Regions from separate parts of the Mus musculus genome. Here all the other regions are linked to region 1. The links are chromatin contacts, found by Hi-C or POLR2A ChIA-PET in ENCODE. All regions are on one chromosome and are shown on one strand. The core of a region is the stretch at or near the end of the contact, and the rest is flanking DNA. Distances in the headings are between cores, read along the strand shown. Region 1 holds the start of Armc7 (armadillo repeat containing 7). Region 2 holds the start of Mrpl58 (mitochondrial ribosomal protein L58). Region 3 holds the start of Cdr2l (cerebellar degeneration-related protein 2-like).

The links. A loop is a pair of places that touch in the nucleus more often than their neighbours do. ChIA-PET counts read pairs that join two places held with the same protein, here RNA polymerase II (POLR2A).
Region 2: POLR2A ChIA-PET joins it to region 1 with 15 read pairs in Patski. The contact joins the promoter of Mrpl58 here to the promoter of Armc7 in region 1. A Hi-C loop is called at or near these places in 3 of 37 maps with a recorded cell type or tissue (CH12.LX, gastrocnemius and heart). POLR2A ChIA-PET finds 5 or more read pairs at or near these places in 3 of 5 experiments (Patski and embryonic stem cell).
Region 3: POLR2A ChIA-PET joins it to region 1 with 21 read pairs in Patski. The contact joins the promoter of Cdr2l here to the promoter of Armc7 in region 1. POLR2A ChIA-PET finds 5 or more read pairs at or near these places in 4 of 5 experiments (Patski and embryonic stem cell).

The regions. Positions count from the first base shown.
Region 1 is chr11:115,472,044-115,477,146 of GRCm38, forward strand. It overlaps Armc7 (armadillo repeat containing 7), which reads left to right and starts at 3,624. Exons shown (of 3, transcript NM_177778.5): 1 at 3,624-3,984; 2 at 4,079-4,222. The coding sequence starts at 3,894. It overlaps Slc16a5 (solute carrier family 16 (monocarboxylic acid transporters), member 5), which reads left to right. Exons shown (of 4, transcript NM_001080934.1): 4 at 628-2,355. The coding sequence ends at 878.
Region 2 is chr11:115,401,847-115,406,211 of GRCm38, forward strand. It overlaps Mrpl58 (mitochondrial ribosomal protein L58), which reads left to right and starts at 1,906. Exons shown (of 6, transcript NM_001347645.1): 1 at 1,906-2,114. The coding sequence starts at 1,929.
Region 3 is chr11:115,380,425-115,384,841 of GRCm38, forward strand. Cdr2l (cerebellar degeneration-related protein 2-like) reads left to right here and starts at 1,492. Exons shown (of 5, transcript NM_001080929.1): 1 at 1,492-1,977. The coding sequence starts at 1,899.

The sequences.
Region 1 (5,103 bases), core at 2,374-4,873:
GGGTGGGAGGAGTCTGGTGCTAGGGGCTAGTCAGCAGGTAAGTGCTGTGGTCACTATGGTCAGACCTTGAAGCTCAGCTGTGTGAGGGGTTTTTGTTGTTGGTTGGTTGGTTGGTTGGTTTCTCATGACAGGGTTTCTCTGTGTGGACTAGGCTGTCCTCAAACTCATAGACCCACCTGCGTCTACCTCCTGAGTGCTGGGGTTAAAGATGTGCTTTGTCCCCATCGATCTGAGTTCCAGTTTCCAAGGAAGCCCTGCAAGCAAATGAGTCCCAAATTTCTCAGAAAGAGATAGGCGGGGCCAGGGCCTGAGGCAAGGTCAGGGCTGAGAACATGGCTTGGACTCCGCCAGCCCTTCAGTCTGTTTCTCCGGCCTCCAAGGGTAACACAGGCCCTCAGGCTCTCTCCTGGGGGAGGACATTTGCCTAGGCCAGAAGCCAAGGGTGTCCTCCCTCCTCTCACCGCACAAGTATCTGTTGTGTATTTCCCGAGGGGCCAGCCATGATTTCCTATTGAGTGAAGACAAAGCTAAAATCTCTGCTCTCCTTGAACGCATGAGCTGGTGGAAGGAGCCTGTAGGGCTTGCATGGCGGATTAACTCATTCTCTGTCCCCTCCCCACCCCCCAGGATTGCTGCTGGACAAGACCAACAACTTCAGCTACGTTTTCTATATGTCGAGTGGCTTCCTCGTCTCAGGCTCTCTTATCCTGGGTGTGGGCTTCTACGCCGCAGAGAAGAAGAAGCTGAAGCAAGATGGGCAAGCCAAAATGGAGAACGCTACCTCAGAGATGACCCCAATGCACGATCTCACCTCAGAAGACAAGGACAGTGCCAAGAAGCAACCGTACCCTGAAAGCATCTATATGACCAATGTCTGAACTCCAGAGATCCCATGTGACCTATCTCTGAGCTCTGAAGTCAGTGGGGGAAGCCTTCCTTCCAGGAAGTAGGAAATAGAAGTGGGCCTTCCTGGCTTTCTTCCTTGGGTCCCAAGAAGATTGGTCTGAGTCTTGCAGGAAGCAGTCATGGCTAGCTACCTTGGACTGGCTCCTCCCAGCTGCTCCTACAACACATCACTCTGGGGCGTCTCATTCATCCTTCCCATGTCAACTGTTTTCATCCTTCTTGGCCTCAGACTATTTTGACAAATTTGCCTTTCTTCCAAGAACTTACTTACTCTTCTTCTCTTCCCAAACAACCAACCATGACCCCCCTCAGATCAGGAAGGTTAAGAGTGCTGCATCAAGAAGTTGAGTCTTATGCTAACTGGAGCCATAGCAGGCACAGATGAAGACCAGTAATACTGGTCCTGGCGCCTCTGCAGAGAGCAGGGAAAGAAACTTTTCTGCTGTCCTGGAAGGAGCCCTTTTACTTGGGTCTCAGAAGTTGTACAGTCTGAAGAGTCTTCTGCCATTGAGCAGGGCCTGAGCCAGAATCTCCTTTTACCAGACTCTATCCACGTATCCACGTAGGGGAAGGCAGACCTTGACTAACCAGGAGCCAAGAAGACAGGCTAGGTAACTTAAGGAACATTATAAAAACTGGCTTCTATGTGCAAACCGTAGTCTGTGCTCTGCTCTTGGCCTCTGAGGTTCCCCTTTCTCCGGAATGTGTTGGAGGTATCAACCCTGAGGCAGAAACTGGCTAAATCGGCAGCTGCTGCTAGCCTGAGCCCATGGCCTGGAGCTATGTCCACTTACTCGCTTCTGGTGCTGGTCTCTGAGGTCATCTCTTAAGGCTAGCTGTCATCAGCCCAGGCTTGTCGCAGCAGGGTACTCCAGGGAAGGGGAAAACGGTCTGAATTATATACAAAAACATTCCCTGCCGCACGGGTCATGAACTCTGGACTAAGAAAAGCGGAAACCAGGCCTGAGTAAATTTCCTCCATTCCCTCAGGCTGGCAGGAACTTCTTGGGGTTGTTTGTTGGTTCAGGCTCCACCAGGCTCCAGCAAGAAAACCTTATCAGGAAAATGATTTTATTTTCATGACTGACGCCAGCCATCCTCCTCCACAAGTCCATCTGGCATGAATAAGCATCTTTAGGAGGCGATCGGTTCCTCTAAGGTGCTGTCACGAGTGCCCCCTCATGGTCAAAGGAAGTACTGCAGCCGTGCATTTGCTGAGTTGCTTATGTTCACTGTCTCTAGACCTTGGGTGGAGACGGCTGAGTAGGTAAAGGTGCTGGCTGCATGCCGACAACTTGAGTTTGATTCCTGGGACCCACATGGACAAGGAGAGGCCCCACTACCACAAGTTGTTCTGTGGCGTGCCCATGTGCGCGCACCATACACACACACAAATAAACGTTATTAAAAAAATTTTTTTGGCCTGTATGAGATGCCATCTTCCAATTGAAGTCTGCCTCTCTGTCTAATGTCCCCTACTGCTTTCCGGATCGCAACTCAGAACTGAGCTTGACCCCACCCCCACCCCCCAAGGAAGTTTCTACTCTGAAGGGCAAATGCCAGGGACCTATTTTTCATTCTAACAGAAAACAGAGTTGGGGCTGGCTAACAGGCCCACGTCCAGGAAAAATAGAATCTGTGATCCTCCAGCTAGGAAATTTTCATCACACTTGCCCGTTGGTAATAATGGCATTAATCTGAGGGCAATAAGCAACGAAGAAATGAGGGTGCAAATGTAGTTTAGTCACGTACATCAAACCTTCACTTCCATCTCCAGCCCCACCCATGCCCAGGTGTGCTGTAATCCCAGTTCTTTGGAGCCTGGGGCTTGGAGACAAGATGGAAGCAAAGTCTACTCTTTTGTAGCCAGGATCTGCTTTGGACCATCCCTGGAAAATTTTGAGGGGAGTCTGCAAAGTATTTGTTCTGGAATCTCAAAGGCTCCAGGTCCCCAGGTCTTTGATGTTCTGACTAGTCAGACGCTTGGCCATCTTGAGCTGAGATGTAAGAAGTCTGCCTAGCCTGCTTCTTATAAAACCTAAAGGGCACAGAGTTCTCACGGAGCAACCTTGGTTCTCAAGCATCCAAACTAAGACTAAAACTCTTGCTCTTGGTTGATGTTGGGCATGGATTGATCACTGGAACTTAAACCCCAGAGGTGGGGGCCAGGGAAAGGTGAAGTACACAAACCATTCTGCTGTGATTCAGGTCCCTGGTACCAAACATAGTACATGACCCCTGACCCTTGCCCTAAAAACCCTTACTGCCTCCATCCTCCACCTCCACCACAGCACGGCAAAGCTGGGCCCCTCCCTGACGCTCCTTGTGACCCTAAGATTGTGTTTGGGGTTTGATGGATGTTCTGTTTTGTTACCAGGGTCTTGCCATGTAGCTCTGGATTGCCTTGTAGACTAAACCGTCCTTAAACTCCGTGTTCTGGGATTAAACTACTATCATGTCTAGATGGCCTGAAGATCCGTCTGCCCGGCTGTCAATCCATCCACCATTCTCTCTCTCCTTTTCTCCTCTTTCCCTCCCCTCTCCCTTCCTCTCTCCTTCGACGCATCCCCGCTGCGGCGGCTGCGCAGTGGAGGGTTAAAGCCTCCAGCTCTAGAAATCCGGAGGGAAGCCCAGGAGGCGCCCAGTAACCACGCCCAATCCCGTCCTGGTCCCGCTCACTCCGTTTCCTGGGGCGGGGCTAGAGAGACTTCCGCCCTGAACCAGGAAGCGGTGCAGGGAGTGTGGTAAGGGGGCGTGCCTGCCTTCAGTTCCGAAAAGCCACAGCGTCTCGCCCGGGTTGAATTTTGGTTTTCAGATCCGGCTCAGACAGGATCCTGAGACCCCTGGCCACCCCCACAGCTCATCCCCAGCTGCAGACGCGGATCTCAGGACAAGACTGGGTTTGCTGCCGCTCTGTCGCCGCCGGGACAGGTCAGGATCCAGGCCTTGTGGCCTCTACCGGAGCTCCCAACTCCGCCGCCCCAGCCATGGCACAGAAACCCAAGATAGACCCCCACGTCGGGCGGCTAGGCTACTTGCAGGCGCTGGTCACAGAGTTCCAGGAAACCGAGAGCCAAGGTAAGAGGTGTAGCGTGGGCACGAGGGACCCAGGAGGGTTCTGACGGCAGCCGCCGCCGCACAGGTCCGACCCCAGGGCTGCTTCCCATTGCAGATGCCAAGGAGCAAGTCCTCGCCAACCTCGCCAACTTCGCTTATGACCCGGGCAACTACCAGTACCTACGGCAACTACAAGTCCTGGACTTATTCCTTGATTCTCTGTCGGAAGAGAATGAAACCCTAATCAAGTTTGCTATTGGTAAGAGTTAGGCTGCCCCCAACCCCCGTGCCCGCGCGCCTCCCCCCAAGTTATAGACTAGAGCGACTTGAGAGTCAGGCATGCCACTCGCCTATAAAACTAGCATTACGGGAGGCTGAAGCAGGAGGATGGTTGCGACTTGGGGGCCAGCCTGGGATTCAGAGTAAGACACTGTCACTAAACAAACTAGTGTTTGGGATGGGATCTCATCTAGGGCAGAGCTGCCGTGTGTGGACCACCTACCTTCTCCTCCTCCACACATTATCGGGGTCACAGCTCATTCCAAACAAGTCGTGTCTTTCTTCCTCTTAGAAAAGAGATAATAAGTGAGGAAATGGGGTGAAACCTCTTTGAAAGAAGTTTAGTTTTTTGTTTGTTTGTTTGCTTGATTTTGATTTTTTTGAGACAGGATTTCTCTGTGTAGCCCTGGCTATTCTGGAACTCACTCTGTAGACCAGGCTGGCCTTGAACTCAGAAATCTGCCTGCCTCTCTGCCTCCCAAATGCTGGGATTAAAGGTGTGCGCCACCACTGCCCGGCTGGAGCTTGCCCTTGTATTGTTTACTGTCAAGAGGTGCAAAGGTAGCTTAGAACTCCTATAGTTGGGTTATTGTAAGGCCGTTTGAATTATTCAAGGTAGACTCTTTTACATTTGCTGTGTAGGTGTGTGTTTGCATGTGTGTGTGGATGAGTGTGAGTATGCATGTGCACCAGGCTGTATGCATGAAATTTGTCAAGAGTCAGTTCTCCCCGAGTACAGTGGTACATGCCTTTCATCCCCAGTACTGGGAAGACAGAGGTAGGTAGATCTTTCCGAGTTCCAGGCCAGCCTAGCGTGAGTACTGAGTTCTGGACCATCTAGGGCTATGTGGTAAGATGTCG
Region 2 (4,365 bases), core at 656-3,155, 72 kb before region 1:
TTTTAATGATTTATTTATTTTATGTATAAGAGTACACCAATGCTCTCTTCAGACACACCAGAAGAGGGCATCAGACCCCATTGCAGATGGTTGTGAGCCACCATGTGGTTGCTGGGAATTGAACTCAGCACCTCTGGAAGAGCAGTCAGTGCTCTTTAACCACTGAGCCATCTTTCCAACCACCTCCAGTTTGTTTTTAGTGGCTAGAAGAATCCACTATGCTGCTTCTTAAAGCTTGAGGAGGGAAGATGCCTGTATTTAGAACCACTTCCAGTGATCTGCCTCCCATCCCTGGCTGGGTATAAGCAAAGCCATTCATCACAACTCTCACATGGGTGTGAGTGGCTTATAAGGCTGTTTTGTAGATAAAAACAAAAAACCTGAAGTTGATTCAACTTGACTGAAACTCAACTTACAAAAATGAACTGCTGCTGGGCATAGTAGCACTTGCCTTTGATCCCAGCAGTCAGGAGGTAGAGCAGGTGCATCTTTAAGAGTTCAAGGCCAGCCTGGTTTACAGAGCGAGTTTCAGAACAGTCAAGGTTACACAGAAATACTGTCATGAGGAAAAAAAAAAAGAAGAAAAAGAAAAACCAAACCAAAGAACAACAAAAACGTGAACTACCATGAAATTCACTTGACCCACAGTCGTGGTATGTCTGTGATGTGACACACTCTGCATGTTTGGGATACAGCAGAGACCTTACATTCTAACTTGGAGACAGGCAATATGTTAGAACATAAGACTGGGCCTTGGAGTAGTGGTACAAATCTGAACACCTGTGAGGTGAAGGCAGGAGGGTCAGGAGTTCAAGACTAGTCTGAGCTAAATAGGTTGAAACCCTGTCTCAAAACACAAGCAAAAGACAGACCTGGTTGGGTAAGCTTTTAATACCAATGCTCTGGACTGAGAGGCAGGCAACCTGCTGTATATAGTGAGCTCCAGGCCAGCTAGGGCTACATAATTGAAACCTGCCTAAATAAATACCACAAAACCAACCCTTAAGCTCAAAATCGAACACACAAAGATTGGTTGACTGTCTATCCACTCATCTATCTAAAGCAAGTTAGGAATGTGGCTCACACTGAACAAGGGATAGGAAAGGGCAGGGAAAGTCCGAGCTTAGCAGGTAAGGTCGTCCTTGCTGTATCTAGTTAGGTTGCTCAAGGGTCCAGGGAAGGAGAACAGACTCAAAAAAGAGAAAAGGGTGTTTCTAGGATGCTAGATCCAGTGTTTGTTTATGTATTTATGCATTTATATATTTGTTTACATACACACACATTTAAAATGATTTTTCCAAGACAGAGTTTCTCTGTATAGAAGCCTCGGCTGTCCTGGACTCACTTTGTAGACCAGGCTAGCCTAGGTCCACCTATCTCTGCCTCCCAAGTGCAAGGATTAAGGCCTGGCCATGTATGTATGTATGTGTGTATGTATGTACTATTATTATTTTTTTTTTATGGTTTTTCAAGACAGGGTTTTTTTTCTGCATAGCCCTTGCTGTCCTGGAACGCACTCTGTAAACCAGGCTGGCCTCGAACTCAGAGATCCACCTGCCTCTGCCTCCCAAGTGCTGGGATTAAGTGCCACCACGCCTGGCCATGTATGTATTATTTTTATGACAGGGGCTATGTGACTAGGTTAGGCTCTCATCTGCCTTAGCCTTGAGAGCAGTGCTGGGACTGCAGGTGAGCACCGCTCAGTCAGACCCATACAGGAATCTTTTTAAGAAAAATCTCCCGTAGGTGGTCTCTATCTGCCGGTCAACCTCTACCAGATGTCAGCTGGGTGCGCACCACTTCCCACCATCACCGCCAAGGTGGACAGCCCGGAGCCCGAGAAACCCGGCGGAACTTAAGAGCCAGCTCAGCCAAGGCTGGCGGACCGCCGGAAGAGTGAGCACCGGAAGCGGTCCTGGGAGGTGAACATGGCGACCGCCTGGGGCCTACGCTGGGGCCTGAGCCGAACTGGAACGTTGTTGCTCGCGCCGCCCGCGCGCTGTGCTCGCCGGGCTCTGCACAGACAGGTAGACGGCACCACGTTCCAGAGCATCTACAGCCTGGACAAGCTGTACCCCGAGTCCAAGGGCGCGGATACCGCCTGGAAGGTCCCGGTGAGCCGAGAAAGGCGGGACGGAAAGGGCGGTTCCTCCCGCTGCTAGGTGACGCGAGGAAGCCGGGCGGCTTGCAAGGTTTTGGTTGCCCCAGGAGGAACTGATCGCCCTAGTAACCCGGCCGGAGGTGCGGGATGTGCTGGGACTGTAGAGTGTGATTGCAACCCTCGTGGCTCGGGTAGTGCAGACCCTGGGAGAGAGCCGCCACATACGCGTCTTTCTAGATCGTTAGTTTGTCCACGTTTGCTTCCCGGCCTTCAGGCTCACATTATATGGGAAGATGTGCATTATGGACCTTGAAAGTAGTAAAACCTGAGATCCGCAAGTTGGGACGTTACCCAGTCTTTTGACCCTAGTAACGTTAGGAAGCCTGAGACAAAGCTGGTTTGGTCCCTAAGGGTCCATGTTTAGCCTGCGTCATGTAGTGGTACTGCGTGGGGCCTGAGCAGGAAAGAGAGCATCTATTGAGCTGCACCTGTAGGATTGAAAGAGCATCAAGTATTTTCATTCATCCACTCGCACCTCATTCAGCAGACATCTTTTGAGAGCATGCTGTTAGCACAGTGCTAATTTGGGGCAGAGAGTAGTAAAACAGAAATCCTAAGGCTGTAAAGCTCGTATACTGGAGGGCGACAGACAAAAATAAATGAATAAACCCAAGTAACACTAAATATGATACTTCAGAGATAGTAAGACTCAGAAGGCAAAGGTGAAGCTAGAGATAATAACAGTTGTAGGTTTGTTGTTTGTTTGGACAAAGGATCTCATGTAGCCTAGGCTAGACTCGAACTTGCTACATAGCTGTGGGTGGCTATGAGCTCCTGATCCTTCCACGTTCATCTCCCACGCGTAAAGATTACTGGCATGTATCACTGTACTGATACATGTTGTGAGAAAAGCTCTTTAAAAGCCCTGGATGATCTCTAGTTTGCAGTGATCTTCCTGCCTCTCAAGTACTGAGATTACAGGCATATACCAACAAACCCAGCTAAGCATTGAAGTTTTAGGTAGAGTGATCTGGGAAAAGCCTGGAAGAATGGGCCACAGTGGCCTGAATCTGTAACCCAAGCACTTGAGGCAGAGGCAGGAAAAATCAATTGGCTCATAGCCAGCCTGGATTATATGAGACCTTGTCACGTACAAAGACCTGGAAGGAAGACATGAGAATACTGGGGAGATGAGTGTCCCCAGCAGAGCAGGTGCAACCATTTCAGAACAGTAGCATGCTGGACAAGTGTGGCTGAGTGAGGCAGTTGAGAGAAGTGGGTGGAGCCAGGAATAGAATGATACATTTTAGTTTTACAAGATTGACTGCTACACAGTGTTACAGACAGAAGCCTGGAGAATGGCAACAGCTAGAATGTAAGTTAGGAGATTGCGGTAATATAGGTCACAGTAACATAGGCAAGACAGGATGAGCAGGCTGGAAGCAATAGGAGCCTTGAAGGTGATTAGGTCCTAGGCATCTTTTGAAGAAAGTCTAGAGGATTCTTCCCTACTGGATTGGAAGTAAACTGAGAACAAGCAGGGTCTGTGGGACTGTAGTGAGCAGAGGTTTACTGGAGCCCAAAAGTAGGGAGTCACCAGTATTAATGGCTTTTCCATCAGCTTAGAAGGATGAAATCGTCTGGGGGCGGGGGGCAGGGGTAAACGGGTATTCAGAAGAGGCCAGAGGAAACCTGAGGAGGGTGGCTTAGCAAAGAGGTGTCTTCAGAGAGAGCAGCATGAGCTGAGTGAGGTCTAGAGATCAAGTGATGAAGGCATGGAGAGGTGCAGATGGACACACTTGGGCTTGGAGGCCAGAGGAGCCCCCGGGGTGGGATTTGTTGCACTCTGTGGTCCTGAGGACTTAAAGTTGGAGGGTGCTGCTGCTGAATGAAGAGCTCGATGAGGGGGAGACCTGACATGAGGAGCTCAGTCTGACGCCAGCCCCCCAGGTGAACCAGAACCTGATCAAGGTAGACTGCCTGCTGCCGGCTTCCTGTGGGCACCAGAAGGAACAGGGCGGCCCACTAGGATTGTTGTGTCAGGTTGGCAGAGAGCATTGGTCTTTAGCGGCCCTCATGTATGTGTTCTCTGTCTTGTCTCATCCATCCCTTTCTCCATGAGACAGGCCACTGATGGCACCCAGCAATAGCTTAAGGCAGGGGCAGGGACAGCTGGAGGCCTGAGCCGCATCTTCCTAGAGGAGCGCTTAAGAGGTAGCGTCTGAGTCGAGACGAGACGGGTTTGACAGCAAGATTTGGAGGCC
Region 3 (4,417 bases), core at 242-2,741, 94 kb before region 1:
TTCCTTCCAGCCTGTTTCCAGACATACAGGTTTTTAAACACTCCAGTTCTTTTTTTAAATGAGTTCTATTTCTATATTTATTTATTCTATATTTATGTGTATGAGTGTCTGCCTGCCTGAATGTATCTATACCATATGCATGCTTCGTACCCAAGGAGGTCTGAAGAGGAGAACTGATCCCCCGGAAGGAGTTCCAGGTGTTTCTGAACCACCATATTGATCTGAGGAATGAATCCTCAGATCTTCTACACGAGCAGTTGAGCCATCTCCAGCCCACGGCCTAGGTTCTTTTTTTTTTTTAAGAATTGTTTATTATTTGTAAGTACACTGTAGCTGTCTTCAGACACACCAGGAGAGGGCATCAGATCCCATTACAGATGGTTGTGAGCCATCATGTGGTTGCTGAGAATTAAACTCAGGACCTCTGGAAGAGGAGACAGCCCTCTTAACCACTGAGCCATCTCTCTAGCCTAAGACTCAGATTCTTAAAGGTAGGTGTGTGTGTGTGTTCACTCATGTGTGTTCATGTGTGTGTAGAGGGTACAGGACAACCTCCAAGTGTTACTGAACAAGGAGCTGTGCACCTTGCTTTTTTTGAAACACGGCCTATCACTGGCCAATTAGGCTAGGTTTACTGGCTACCATCGATCCATCTCTCCTGGCTCCCCAGCTCCCAGAGCTGGGATTTCAAGAACAAGCCACGCACTCTGCTTTTTTTTTTTTTTTAAACAAAACCAAACCTGGTAAGCACTTTTAATGTGCTGAGCCACCTCCTCAACCCCCTTAAAGTAATGTTTAGCTTTGCTTAGTTTAGTTTACAGAAAAACTTCCACACTGTAGCTTAGTCGGGCCTGGAACAAGCTGTGTTAAAAGTCTGGCCTAAGAACTCAAGATAATCCTATTGCTTCAGCCTCCTAACTCCCGTTAGTAGAGGAGGGAACCACTGTGTGTTTTCTATGTGTGAGACTTTATGTAATTACAAGTACCCAGAGGCCAGAGGTGTCAGAATTTCCCTGAAGCTGGCGTTACAGGCTGTTGGGAGCTTCCTGACGTAAGTGCCGGGAACCGAACTCAAATCCTCAGCAAGAACTCTTGACCTCGAGTGTTCCAGCAGCCAAACCCCCATTCAAGGTTCTTAAAGATGTTTCTAATTTAATACCATTTTTTAAAAAGTTCTTCGGATATATCAGTGGGTCAGCACGTTCTCCGCAGGTGAGGACCACTGTGGACATCAGACAGACCCTTGCTCCCAGGAGAGCCAGAAGGACAGATAACAAGCAAACAAAATAATTCCAGATGGACGTAAATAAAAGTCGGACGTGGAGGAAAAGCAGGACAGAGGGTTGATCCAGCAATTCCCGGACCAGGACACCAGGAAGGTCCTTGCCTTCGGTCCCGCCCCTTATTTGCATACGTCTTTTGATTGGTCTCCGGCGGCAGGTCCCACCCCGCAAAGCTGGCGGCCTGGGAAGCTGAAAGCGGGCCGGGCGGAGATGCAGCGGCGGCTCCGGGTGTCGCGGCGCGGGCCGGGCGGTGTGCGGGCCGGAGGCGGGCAAGGGGTACCCGCCGCTGCATCCGCACTCTGCTGACGCCCTAGCCCTGCAGGTGGTCCCGGGTGGTCCCAGCTGTCGTCCCACTTTGCAGTCCCCACCCCTCCGCCCTTTGTGCCGCCGCCACCCGGCGTCCCCAGTTCGGCGGGACCCGGGGAGCGCGGGAGCCAGAGGCCCCGCTGGGCGCACGGGGCCGGCAGCGGATGGCGATCACGGGCGGAGGGCGCAGGGGCGCTGCAGCCCGAGCTCCCGACGTTGGAAGCCCGGGCCGCCTCCGCCGCATTGTCCCGGGCTGCGAGCCCAGGCCCTGAGCTGCCGCAGCGCCCGCCCACCGCCACCCGCGGGGCCATGCGGAGAGCCGCGGGGATGGAGGACTACTCCGCAGAGGAGGAGGAGTCCTGGTACGACCATCAGGACCTGGAGCAGGGTGAGCGCGTTGGGGAGGGAAACAGCGTGTGCCCCAAGACCCCTGACCACTACTCCATTGTTGGGCGGTATCCCCAAGAAAAGGGCTAGGCTGGACCTGGTGAGCCCAACGGAGCATGATGCGTCTTGAGAATGGGGACGTGGACCGAGAAGGGCGCTGCCCTGGAATATTCTGACGCTGGAGAGAGACTTGCAAAAGTGTCCAGTTGACAGGGCATCCATCGCCCTTCTCATTTTAGTAGCAGCACCTACTCGCGTGCCCCGGTAGGGTATTGTTAGGGGGCCCGATTGCTAGGTAGAATGGAAGTCTTGGGGCCCACAGAGGATTCTTGTTACTTTTGCTAAGAATGCACTGTATATTGAGATAGGTCATCTCTCCAGATCAACAGCACCTGTCCGGGCTAGAATTTCTGAGCTCTAAGACTTCCAGAAAGTTTCCCCAACTCGCTTCCCTCTGCCCAGAAAGGGGGTGGTGCATGCTCACGCCTGCGAAGAAGCTGAAAGTCTCCAATCTGCCTTCCCAAGAGAGGCGTTCCCTGGTCCTTCCCTGCATGGGGCTTCCACCCAAGTGGCTCAGGATGTGAAGGGGTCCTTTAGCAATTTCAGACTTTGCCAAATGAGATCCCTGGGGAAAGAGGGAGCCACTTCCGTGGCACTCATCTAGAAAATGACTAGAGGGGAGTTAGAAGCTGGTGATGAGGTGGCTAAAATGACATCACTGAGAGGTGGAGCCGACCTGACAAGAAGGCCCGAGAGGGTCAGGGTCAAGGCCAAGGCCTGCCGAAGTAGTCAGACCCCAACCTCCTCTCTGCTGGTTCTTACTGAAACCCTGAGGGTGAGGGTCACCTGCATGCTCTGAGGTATTAAAACACAAGCCTGGCACAGTGTGTGTGTGCCACAAAGGCCGGTCTCCATCCTTAGGGCCCAGAGCCCTGGTTTTGCCAAGATGGGAAACATGCACTTGGATCCTGGAGCCTTTGTCTCCTGACCCACTTCCCCATGCAGCTGAGCTTCACCTGCAGATGAGGGGCTGTCCCTGTGCTTGTCAGTGAATCAGAACCTTGGGAGAGCTCCGCAGGGTAGAGAGTGTTGGGTTAGGCATTGCTATGCCATGAGCTTCTGTGACACCTCTTCTCTGTCCTGGCCACTACCCCTAAAACTTTACTCTCTAAACACCTACTGGCCCCATGTGAGCTCCAGACATCAGCCTGGGACCTGGGCACAGTCACAGCCTGACCCTCTGGGCACACAAGGGCTGATGGGGTAGGCCCACTTGTATGCTGCTCTAAGTGTAAGTGATTATGGGATGGCTTCCTGGGAGAGGCTAGCGCAGAAGGAAAGATGAAAAGCCGATTTCTGGCGAAGATAGCCTCTAGGGGAGGCAGATGCTAATACCATGGCGGTCGTCTCATTTAGTTCCCGCACCCCTAATGAAGGCTTGGCACCATGCCCAGCCCAGATGTGGGAGGAAGAAGAAGCCTTGCAGTAGGGGTGGGAGATGTGTGGCTTCTGCCAAGGGACAGGAACTGCCATTCCAGCAGGATTGATAAGCCCCAAACACTCCCTGCTTCTTGGGTCCTGCTGATCAGGCCTGCAGCTCTGGTCGTAGACAGAGCTCAGGAACCAGGATGATACCCAGTAATGAAACACGTTATAAAGACAGAGGCCCTTCCTTCTAGATGCTGTGCCAGCATCTAGGGATGGAATCACCATCCTCCTGATCCTGAATTCCAGCGGAGGAGACGGAAGTGGGAAGTTAAAGTAACCACTGTGGGACAGCATAGTCCCCTCAGCAAAGAGCTCTGAAGGAGGGCACGCTGGGAGAAGGGATGTTTGTAACCAAGGCCTGGGGCCAAATGAAGGACAGGAAGTAGGGGACAAAGGAAGCCTAGCCACGTAGCTCCGCATGCCAGGCCAGGAGAACTGGGCAATGGGGTGGAGCGTCTGCCAAAAGACAGTCATGTCAGAGGGCCCGTTTGTGTTCCACTTTGTACCCAGTCCCCAAATTCTGTCCTTCCCATCCGCCCAGACCCACAGAGGGATTTCTGACCCCACACATTGGAGTATCCTTCCTGCCCGCTTGCCCTTACCCTGGGCCAAGCCCCAACTTCACTCCCCAAAGAAATTGTCCCCAGAGATTGTGTTTGGCTTTAGTGTGGCTCTGTCCCAGAGGCAGGAGGCGGGGGTCTTAGATTTGCTAGATTCCTTCCACCCACTAACTTGAGCACCTATAAAAATAGTAAGAAGTCATGAATTAATTATAAGCGCTGGCTCTTTCTTCGCCCTCCCCCTCCCCCACCTGTGACCACCTCTGTCCAGGCTGAGGGATGGCTGCTGAGTCACAGATTTTGAGAGCTGACCTCCCTTCCTGCCTAGCCTGACCTTGATTCCTCCCCACCCTTGGGGATGCTGACTGGTAAGGAAAGGGATGCCCTTCCTCC